2 separate regions of the Homo sapiens genome follow, and region 1 is linked to region 2. Evidence: read pairs that join two places in POLR2A ChIA-PET (ENCODE). Cell type or tissue: B cell. All regions are shown on one strand. Each heading gives the region's core, and the rest is flanking DNA. Links, peaks and the distances in the headings are about the cores only.

Region 1 (4,528 bases), core at 367-4,366, 310 kb before region 2:
ATTTAAGGGGCTGGGTCTAGGATTTGCTTTTAGGAGATTGTAGAAACAGTCCAGCCACCCATACTGCACCCACCAGGGTATTATTCAGGGGTCATTTGGCTTCCAAAAGAGGTCACCTGAGACCTAGCATGTTCCCTAATTAGCAGAGAAAGTTTGAATCCTTCAACTTGATTAAGAGTAATTTAGGATGCTTTCACAAGCAAAGATTGAAAGAAATTGTGGTTTCATAAGCAAAGATTGAAAGAAATTATGGGAAGAACATGGGTTTCAGAGTCAAGAAACCTGGGTTTCTAGTCTTGGGTCTGTCTACTGTCTAACCCTGGGCAAGTCACTTTACCACTCTGATAATTAGTCTTCCCATCTGTAGTGCAGGAGGTCAGATTAAATATTCTTTCCAGTGCTTTTGGATTTAGCTTTTCAGAAGGCAGAAGATCACCTTCACCTGTCCCTCCAAATTCTTTCTGATTGCTGATTTCCCACCAGGACTTCGTCTTCTATGCTCCCCGGCTGCGGATTAACAAGCGGATCTTGGCCTTGTGCATGGGGAACCATGAACTATACATGCGCCGTCGCAAGCCTGATACCATTGAGGTGCAGCAGATGAAGGCACAGGCCCGGGAGGAGAAGCACCAGAAGCAGATGGAGCGGTAGGTGCTGCACACTGATGTGGGGGGCCAGGGCTGGGGCAAGGAAGCTTCTCAAAGGTGCCCTGCATGCTAAGTCAGGACATGAGGCCAACCTAGGACTTCATAGATGAGAGGTTAGACACCAATATTCACATTTATTCAGAAAAAATCTACCAAGTTTGAGGGGCAGTTTTTACAGAGCTGGATCTAGCAGGAAACTGCCCTGTAGGACCTCACAGTCTACTCAGTCTAGTAGCAGAGAGAGGGAAAACAATATATACATAACTCAAGGTACAAAGGCCATGTCATTCATTCACTTAATAAATATTTATTGAGCAATGAATAAGAAAAGACCAAAAATCTCTGCTTTTGTGAAGCTAGCATTCTAGTGGGGAGGAGACGAACATAATAAATAAGCAAATTATGTGGTACATAAGATGGTTAAGAAGTGCTATGGAGACAAAAACATAGAAGAGGGATGGGGAGAAGGGTAAGCCAAGTATTCTGAGGGCCCAGATGGAGAATACCTAGCCAAGGGAGATAAGAAGGTTCCTGGAAGAGGTGCTAGGGCAAGAAAAAGCAAAAGCAAATACTTATTCCAGATTTGTAACAGACTCTGGGAAAAAGAAGCCTAGAGCTGGGCTTTAGGGCAGGCAGTGTTAGACCTGAGGACTGATGCACTAGCCGTAGAGATTACTAGACTTGAAGCACTTCATCCCAGCACAGAGCCAAAACTTGTCTCCCTAACAAGGTGGATAGGGCAGGTCTTATTGGACCATTTTCAAGATAGGGGAACAAGAGCAAAGCAGTGACATAGCTAAGGTCACCCAGTGGGTTGGTGGGAGAGCTAGGATTCCTGACTCAGGGGTACATTGACAGGGCCCCGTGTACACTGGCCTATGTGGGGCTATGATATGAGGACAAGGGTATAGAGGTAAGGGAGGGTGGCCCAAACTCACAATCCCTAAGTGTGTTGGGAAGGTTGGGTTGAGAGACCCAGAGGCAGCAAGCCTTGGAATTCCCCAGGCTTTTTTTTTTTTTTTTAGATGGAGTCTTGCTCTTTTGCCCACGCTGGAGTGCAGTGGCGCAATCTCAGCTCACTGCAACCTCCGCCTCCTGTCTTCAAGCAATTCTCCTGCCTCAGCCTCCTGAGTAGCTAGGACTACAGGCGCATGCCACTATGCCCAGCCAATTTTTTTTGTATTTTTAGTAGAGACGGGGTTTCACTGTGTTAGCCAGGATGGTCTCGATCTCCTGACCTCGTGATCTGCCCACCTCGGCCTCCCAAAGTGCTGGGATTACAGGTGTGAGCCACCGCGCCTGGCCTCCCCAGGCTTTTGTGGAGCGTTGTTATCCTGTTCTATCCATTTTATCTCCTTCCCTAGTGCTATGCTGGAAAATGAGAAGAAGAAGCGTGAAATGGCAGAGAAGGAGAAAGAGAAGATTGAACGGGAGAAGGAGGAGCTGATGGAGAGGCTGAAGCAGATCGAGGAACAGACTAAGAAGGCTCAGCAAGGTGAGGCTTGGAGTCACCTTGGAGATTGGATTTTTCCAGGCCTAACTCTGAGCTGGAGAACCTTCTGCCTGAGCTGTAGACTCAGACAATGTAGTTCAGGTGTGGCTACAGACTAGAAGAAGAATGGGCAAGAAGAGAGCTCAGAACTTTCTGCCAGCTTTGTCTTGGGGTGGATCATTTCCAGGAACGAAGCTATTGTGTCGTCTTTATCTCTGTGCTCTTCACTGCCTTCTCCCCTCCTTTTCTGCTCAGAACTGGAAGAACAGACCCGTAGGGCTCTGGAACTTGAGCAGGAACGGAAGCGTGCCCAGAGCGAGGCTGAAAAGCTGGCCAAGGAGCGTCAAGAAGCTGAAGAGGCCAAGGAGGCCTTGCTGCAGGCCTCCCGGGACCAGAAAAAGACTCAGGAACAGCTGGTAAAGCTGTAGGGTGGGCTGGGATTATGGGAACTGAACTTTCTTCCTTGTCTGCCTACTTACTTATAGCTACTTTTGCTTACATGCTGGCTTTTTAGAGCAGGCTACCACTCCATGGGCCTCCAGCAAATAACTAGTTCAGAAGCAAGCTGAGAAGTCACTAGTGTGGCCCAGAAATTTTTGCAGTCTTCCCTAACCCTTAGTTTCTGTTCACTTTCTTAACTCTTGGGTATCTGAGCTGATTGACCTGGCAAAGGAAAGGGAAGGAGAAAAGAACAAAAGGGACTCATATTTGAGCTCCTGCTGTATGTTGCTGTGTTGGGAATATTTCCCTTTTCCTTACTTATTTCTTCTTCCCAGTAACCCTATGGGATTAACCTCATATGAGATAATATCCCAGATAAGGAAATTAGAGCTCAGGGAAGAGATTCACCAAAGATCACACAATTGTAGCTAAATAAGGATTAGAACCCACCCATTTCTGCCTCTGTTTGAAAGCTTTGCTCCCTGAAATCACATGCAAAACTATGTGTCTATGCATTTTTGGGGCATTTGGCATCCATACTTTCATCACAGTTTCCAAGGGTTCTGTGACTCAGAAGTTAAGAACCTGTGGTCCAAACTCCTTGACATATACTCTTCCTTTGTACTGTTGGAGGTGGGAATAGAGGGAACCAAGACCTGTCTCTCATGAGGAAGCTGTCATGGGAGATTTACCCAAGGTGTGCATAAGCTTTTTTCCTTGTTCAGATAGCTTTGTGACACTTGAGTGTCTTTCCTGTACTTGTCCTGGGAAGACTCTTAGTCGAATCCTGAGCATTCTAGGATATCAGGAAAGGATCTGCCACTTCAGGAAGTGACCCAATGATGGCCAAAGCTTTACTGAGGCCCCCAGCTGCATACTTGCCAAGAGGGGCAGGGGGAGAGATAATGAGGAAGGGACAGAGATGGCATATTGTTTGTCTTCAAGAGGCCTACAGTCTAGGTGGGGGAGCTCTGACTTAAAAGGAAGTGGTGGTCAGGGAAGATGGGACTGGAATGAAGTAGTCTGGTAAAAGAGTCTCTGAGGCAGCAAGCAAGTGGAGCAGTAGGTCCCTTACTAGTCCCCCAGGGGACTTGGGTTGAAGACACCTGGGTCCTGAGGACCAGAAGGCCCAGCTCTCACAGGCTTCCAATTTATCCGTAGGCCTTGGAAATGGCAGAGCTGACAGCTCGAATCTCCCAGCTGGAGATGGCCCGACAGAAGAAGGAGAGTGAGGCTGTGGAGTGGCAGCAGAAGGTAAGACACAGGGCCTAAAGCAAAGCATTGAAGGAATGGGTGCCATATGCATAGGTAACAGCTCCTTAGATTCCTTATGTTTTGGCTCCCTCCCTCTTTCATACTTCCCACAGCAGGCAGCATGGGAGAAGGCACTCATGGTTTCGTCAAATACTTACTGGAGTTCTCTAATACCTCTAGGAAGTTGGTACAATTGCTCTTGTTTTATGGATGAAGAAACTAAGGATCAGGCAGATGAAGTGCCTTGTCCTACCTGGTGCCTGCCTCTTGCCAGACCGTTCTAGGCATATACAGGATGCCACAGTTTAACTGGTCTCACTGACAGTCTTTCTCTCCTTCTGTCACTGGACAGGCCCAGATGGTACAGGAAGACTTGGAGAAGACCCGTGCTGAGCTGAAGACTGCCATGAGTACACCTCATGTGGCAGAGCCTGCTGAGAATGAGCAGGATGAGCAGGATGAGAATGGGGCAGAGGCTAGTGCTGACCTACGGGCTGATGCTATGGCCAAGGACCGCAGTGAGGAGGAACGTACCACTGAGGCAGAGAAGAATGAGCGTGTGCAGAAGCACCTGAAGGTATACAAGTAGGGCCAAGGGGCAAGGAAACTATATGCATTGATTTAGTAGCCCATGGCATTCCCTAGACCATCATGGGGGATAGGTATAAGATCCTGTCCCAGTGTTGTATGGGAG
Region 2 (4,528 bases), core at 395-4,394:
TAGTAATAAAGAAACAGACATGAAACTTAAATTTTAATAGAAAGAAAAAAGTTTAAAAAACAACCAAGCAAATATCAAAAGGAAAATCAATCATTATATAATTATATATTATATGGCTCAGCCATGATATACCAGTAACATAAACACTGAATCTTGCTCTCACCACCAACATTGTCTATAAATAATTTATTTATTAATAATAAGTTGTGGAATATGAAGACAGGAAATACTCATATATGTATGTGCAGGACTTGGGTGAATAGAGGTGAGGGAGTGAATTAGAGCTAGATTTTTAAGAATAACAATAGCAATATGAGCATGTTATTCAGAGATATGAAGTCAAACACTGGCCAAAAAAAAAAAAAAAAAACAGCTAACAAAGTTGAAAATGATTGTCTTGGGGAAGGGGAAATATTTTAACAAGCTTCATAGAAAGATTTGATTTTCTTGATTATGTCTATCTAGCTAACAAATATGTATATTGTATATAATATGTCAAATGTTGATGAGTACCATGAAGTAAAATAAAGCAGAGCTATGGGATAGACAGTGTAAGAGTGTGATAGGCAGAGTACTAAACCCCCAAAGATGTCCGTATACTAATCCCCAGAACCTGTGAATAAGTTAGGTTACATGGCAAAGGAGAATTAAATTTGCAGATGGAGTTAAGGTTGCAAATCAATTGACCTTAACATAGGGAGATTATTTTGGATTACCCAGGTGGGTCCACTGCAATCACAAGAGTCCTTAAAAGTGGAAAAGGGAGGCAGAGGAGTCAGTTAGGTAGGGGGAAATGTGACTATGGGAGAAAGGCACAAATAGGTGTAACACTGCTAACTTTGAAGATGGAGGAAGGGAAAACATGTGTCAAGGAAAAGGGGTGGCCTCTAGAAGCTTGAGAGAACAAATAAATGGATTCTGCCCTAGACCCTAGAGAAAGGAATGCAGTCCTCTGACATCTTCATTGTAGCTCAATATGATTCATGGCAGACTTCTGACCTCCAGGACTGTATGATGGTTAATTTATGTTGCTTTAAGCCAGTAAAGTTGTTCTAATTTGTTATGACAGTGATGTAACACTAATACAGAGAGTAACGAGATAGCATGTATTCTCAGAGGAAATAATATTTGAACAAACCTGAATGAAATATGAGAGTAGGCTTAGCAGATATCTGAGGAAAGATAATTCCAGGCATGGAGGACTGCAAGCGCAAAGACTTTGAGGCAAGAACATGCCTAGAATGTTCAAAGAGGTGGGTTTGGAGCAGAGGGAGTGAAGGAGAAAATTGGGAGAAGATAAGATGGGAACGGAAAAGGGTGAGGGAGAGTATATTATGCAGGTTCTTGTAGGGCATTTAAATGATTTTAACTTTTATTCTGAGATAAGGAACAATTGGAGGGATCTGAACAGGAGGATGAGACAATCTTATTTGTGTTTTAAAAGGATTGCCCTTACTTCTCTATTGTAGAATATAGATGAGCAAGAGTAGAAGCAGGGGTACCAGTCTGGATTTGCAACAAATGAGTAAATGCAGGACAGTGACAGTGAAATCAGAGTATAAGGGGTGGATGCCAGAGACTGTGGAAAGAAGAGTGACTAGGTTTTGGTTATGTGGCAGAGTGAATCATGGCTAAGTGGAAAGCATAAATACTACTCATGTTGTAGATATGGCTGTCCTGGGCAACAATAAGGCCATAAACAGAGCTCAGAAAGTGTTCAAGGGGAGGGGTTATTTTTAGCAGAAGACAGTTTGGGATTAGCCATGTGGAAACAGAGATGATGGGACTCCTGCAGTGAGATGTCCTCATAGGGTGAAGAAGGTAGGACTGGAGTTCAGGGGAGATCATGCCTAGAGGGAGAACTTTGACAATCATTCAAAGACATGTGATGGTGAAGCCATGGGAGATTGTCATATCCCTCAGTATAGGAAAGTGCAGAAAGAAGCAGGTATCTAAGGATGGAGAGCTGAGAGTTCTATGTGGCACTCAACTCTCTCCTTCACCACCAATTCTAGATCCATACTTAAAATCACAGAAAGTCAGAGCCTACAGGACCCTTTGAGACCACAATGAGTCCTCCTCCTTCGCCTTGACTTCACAGGGGAAAAACATGAAGCTTAGTGATGGAATAGAATGTGTTTAATGATACACAGTGAAGATCAGTGGCAGAGGTAGGACTAGAACCCAGACTACCTTTATTTACATCACACTGCCACTCGTGCTGCTACATCCTCTAATTATGCAGGTTCTAAGAAATTACCCTCAAAAATGCATTTGGGAGAGGCCATTTCTAGACTGGACAGAGTGGAGCTGCTTTGTCCTTACTGAGCCCTAGTTGCTCTCTCTGAAGTGAAAAGCTAATAGTATTAATCAGTCAACTAAAACAACCAAGAGTGTACTTGAAAATCAAGCTGGGATCCATTGGTTACATGCATGCATGCAGAATGGAAAACAAACAAAAAATAAACTATATGCCACCGCCCTTATTTTTGATTGAACAATAAGAAGCAGTGTTTTTTGAGCTCTGGTTTTTAAGGTGACAGAAAAAGAGGAAGTGAGACAGTTGTGGCTGTGAGTGGGTGGATGTGATACATAAACTGAAAAAATTTTGTCATTTTCCTACTTCCACCCACTCTACCTACTGACTTGGAGAGTTCAACAAACAACAGCCTAGGAAGATCCCTGGTAGGCTAAGCCTGCAAGCCTTTTTCCTGGTTCCTCTTAAATGGACTTTCAATTTAAATCCAATTAATTTCATCAAAAGACTCGAGTACTTACTGTGTATGTCAGGCTTGTGTTAGGGACCTTACAAAAATTTTCTCCTTCATTCCTTCATAGTAGCTTTATGAGAAAGGTACTAATTTATTCACATTTTACAAAGCGTGTAAGGCTCAAGGCCTGGGCTCCAAATTTAATTTGAAATGGAGCTGGGAATTGAACCTATACGGTTTAAGGATAGAGTCCATGTTCTGGCTACCACTATCCAATACTGACTCTTGTACTATGAGTTTTATCTCTGTAACTCTAGGCCCAGCCAAGGGACTCATATGTGTCAGGTTCCGTCTGTTAGGTATAACCAAATTGAATGTAGAAGGTACTATCCTAGGAGGTTAAACTAATATAAAACTACAAGGAAACAAAGATCCAAATTCCCCTCAGAGTCAGGAAAGGCTTTGAGGGGGTAGGTCATGGCATTTCCAGTATACTTTGAGGATTGGGTAGGTCTTTTTCCTTTTCCATTTTTTTTTTTTTGAGACAGAACCTCCCTCTTTTTCCCAGGCTGGAGTGCAGTGTCATGACCACCGCTCACTCCAGCCTCAAACTCCTAGGCTCAGCAATCCTCCTCCCTCAGCCTCCTGAGTACCTGGGACTATGCACACCATCAGTGTAGGTCTTTTATAGGAAGAATTAAGAGCAAATAAGGAGGTTGTTCCAAATGGAAGTTCAGGGTGAAGCAGGACGACTTTTGTACAGTTGAATAACTTCATTTTTAGCATCTCTAGCCTTGACTAGTTTGCTAGACTGCAGACCCCAGATGTGAGGCAGCTGTTTTCTTCAGGACAGGATTTGACCTATGCTATACCCAAATGCATGTAATACAAAAAATGTAATAACATTTCTGCTGTACTAATCTTATGTTTGCTTTCCCTAAGCACATACTATCTGGAGGATTTCAAGGCATCCATGCCCATATTAGTAGGTGGAAACAAATAAGCCAGCATTAAAAGTTCTCCAAAAAATAGGCAAATTAATCTAGAGTCATAAAGTAGGTTTATTGCTGCATGGGGTTAGGATAAATTTCTGCTTAGGGCCAGTGAAAAAATGGGAAGTGACTGCTAATGGGTATAAGATTTCTTTCTGGAGTTGTGAAAATATTCTAAAATTGATTATGGCAAAGGTTACACAGCTCTGTGAATATACTAAAAACCACTGAACTGTACACTTTAAGTGGGTAAAGTTTATGTTCTATAAATTATATCTCAATGAAGCTGTTGAAAAATTCATTACAGTTTTGGAAAAAGTTTTAATGGCTTGGGAAAAAGTTTAAGTAATAAACTTTTAAGTAATAAACTGTTAAGTAATAAAGCAGAATATGAAATTGTACATAAGCCATAATCCAAACTAGGTTAAAAGTATGACGAGCTTGCAGATAATGTTTAATTTTTTTCTTATAATTTTTTGTATTTTCAAATTTTTCTAATAATCATATATTTTCTTTAATAATTTATTTTTATAATTTTCTTCAAGTATGCATCAGATATATATTTTAATTGGTAGACCTAAAATAATTTTTCTTTTGTACTTTTTACTTTGTTCCATTTTCTGATTTTCTACAATTAAAATGTACAATTTTAATAATCAGACAAAACGAATGCATTTGAAAATACCATAAAATATCCATTATACATTATAGCATCTACAAATAAGTAAGAATAATTTAAGTCAACTAATGAAAGAATGAACACTCAGGAGACAATTTGCACCAGAAGTAATATGTTTGGCTAGTGAACACATAGAAATATGCTAA

What was found. Peaks named below come from ENCODE experiments on the same cell type or tissue, not always from the same donor. Only the 100,000 strongest peaks of a DNase experiment are listed, where the experiment ranks them.
Region 1: POLR2A ChIA-PET joins it to region 2 with 6 read pairs; 1 of 35 experiments calls an interaction of 5 or more read pairs at or near these places.

What each region holds. Positions count from the first base shown.
Region 1 is chrX:65,734,784-65,739,311 of GRCh38, forward strand. MSN (moesin) reads left to right here. Exons shown (of 13, transcript NM_002444.3): 8 at 484-647; 9 at 2,012-2,142; 10 at 2,395-2,555; 11 at 3,742-3,834; 12 at 4,187-4,411. Among named protein-coding and RNA genes, the nearest start is that of MSN, 69 kb to the left of the region's middle. In B cell, for the core only: no CTCF peak of the experiment used is centred there; no DNase peak of the experiment used is centred there; H3K27ac peaks cover 1,924 bases.
Region 2 is chrX:66,044,504-66,049,031 of GRCh38, forward strand. No RefSeq gene overlaps it. Among named protein-coding and RNA genes, the nearest start is that of VSIG4, 6.7 kb to the left of the region's middle. RefSeq lists an enhancer at 2,119-2,168. In B cell, for the core only: no CTCF peak of the experiment used is centred there; a DNase peak (open chromatin) is centred at 2,568; H3K4me3 peaks cover 529 bases; H3K27ac peaks cover 2,445 bases.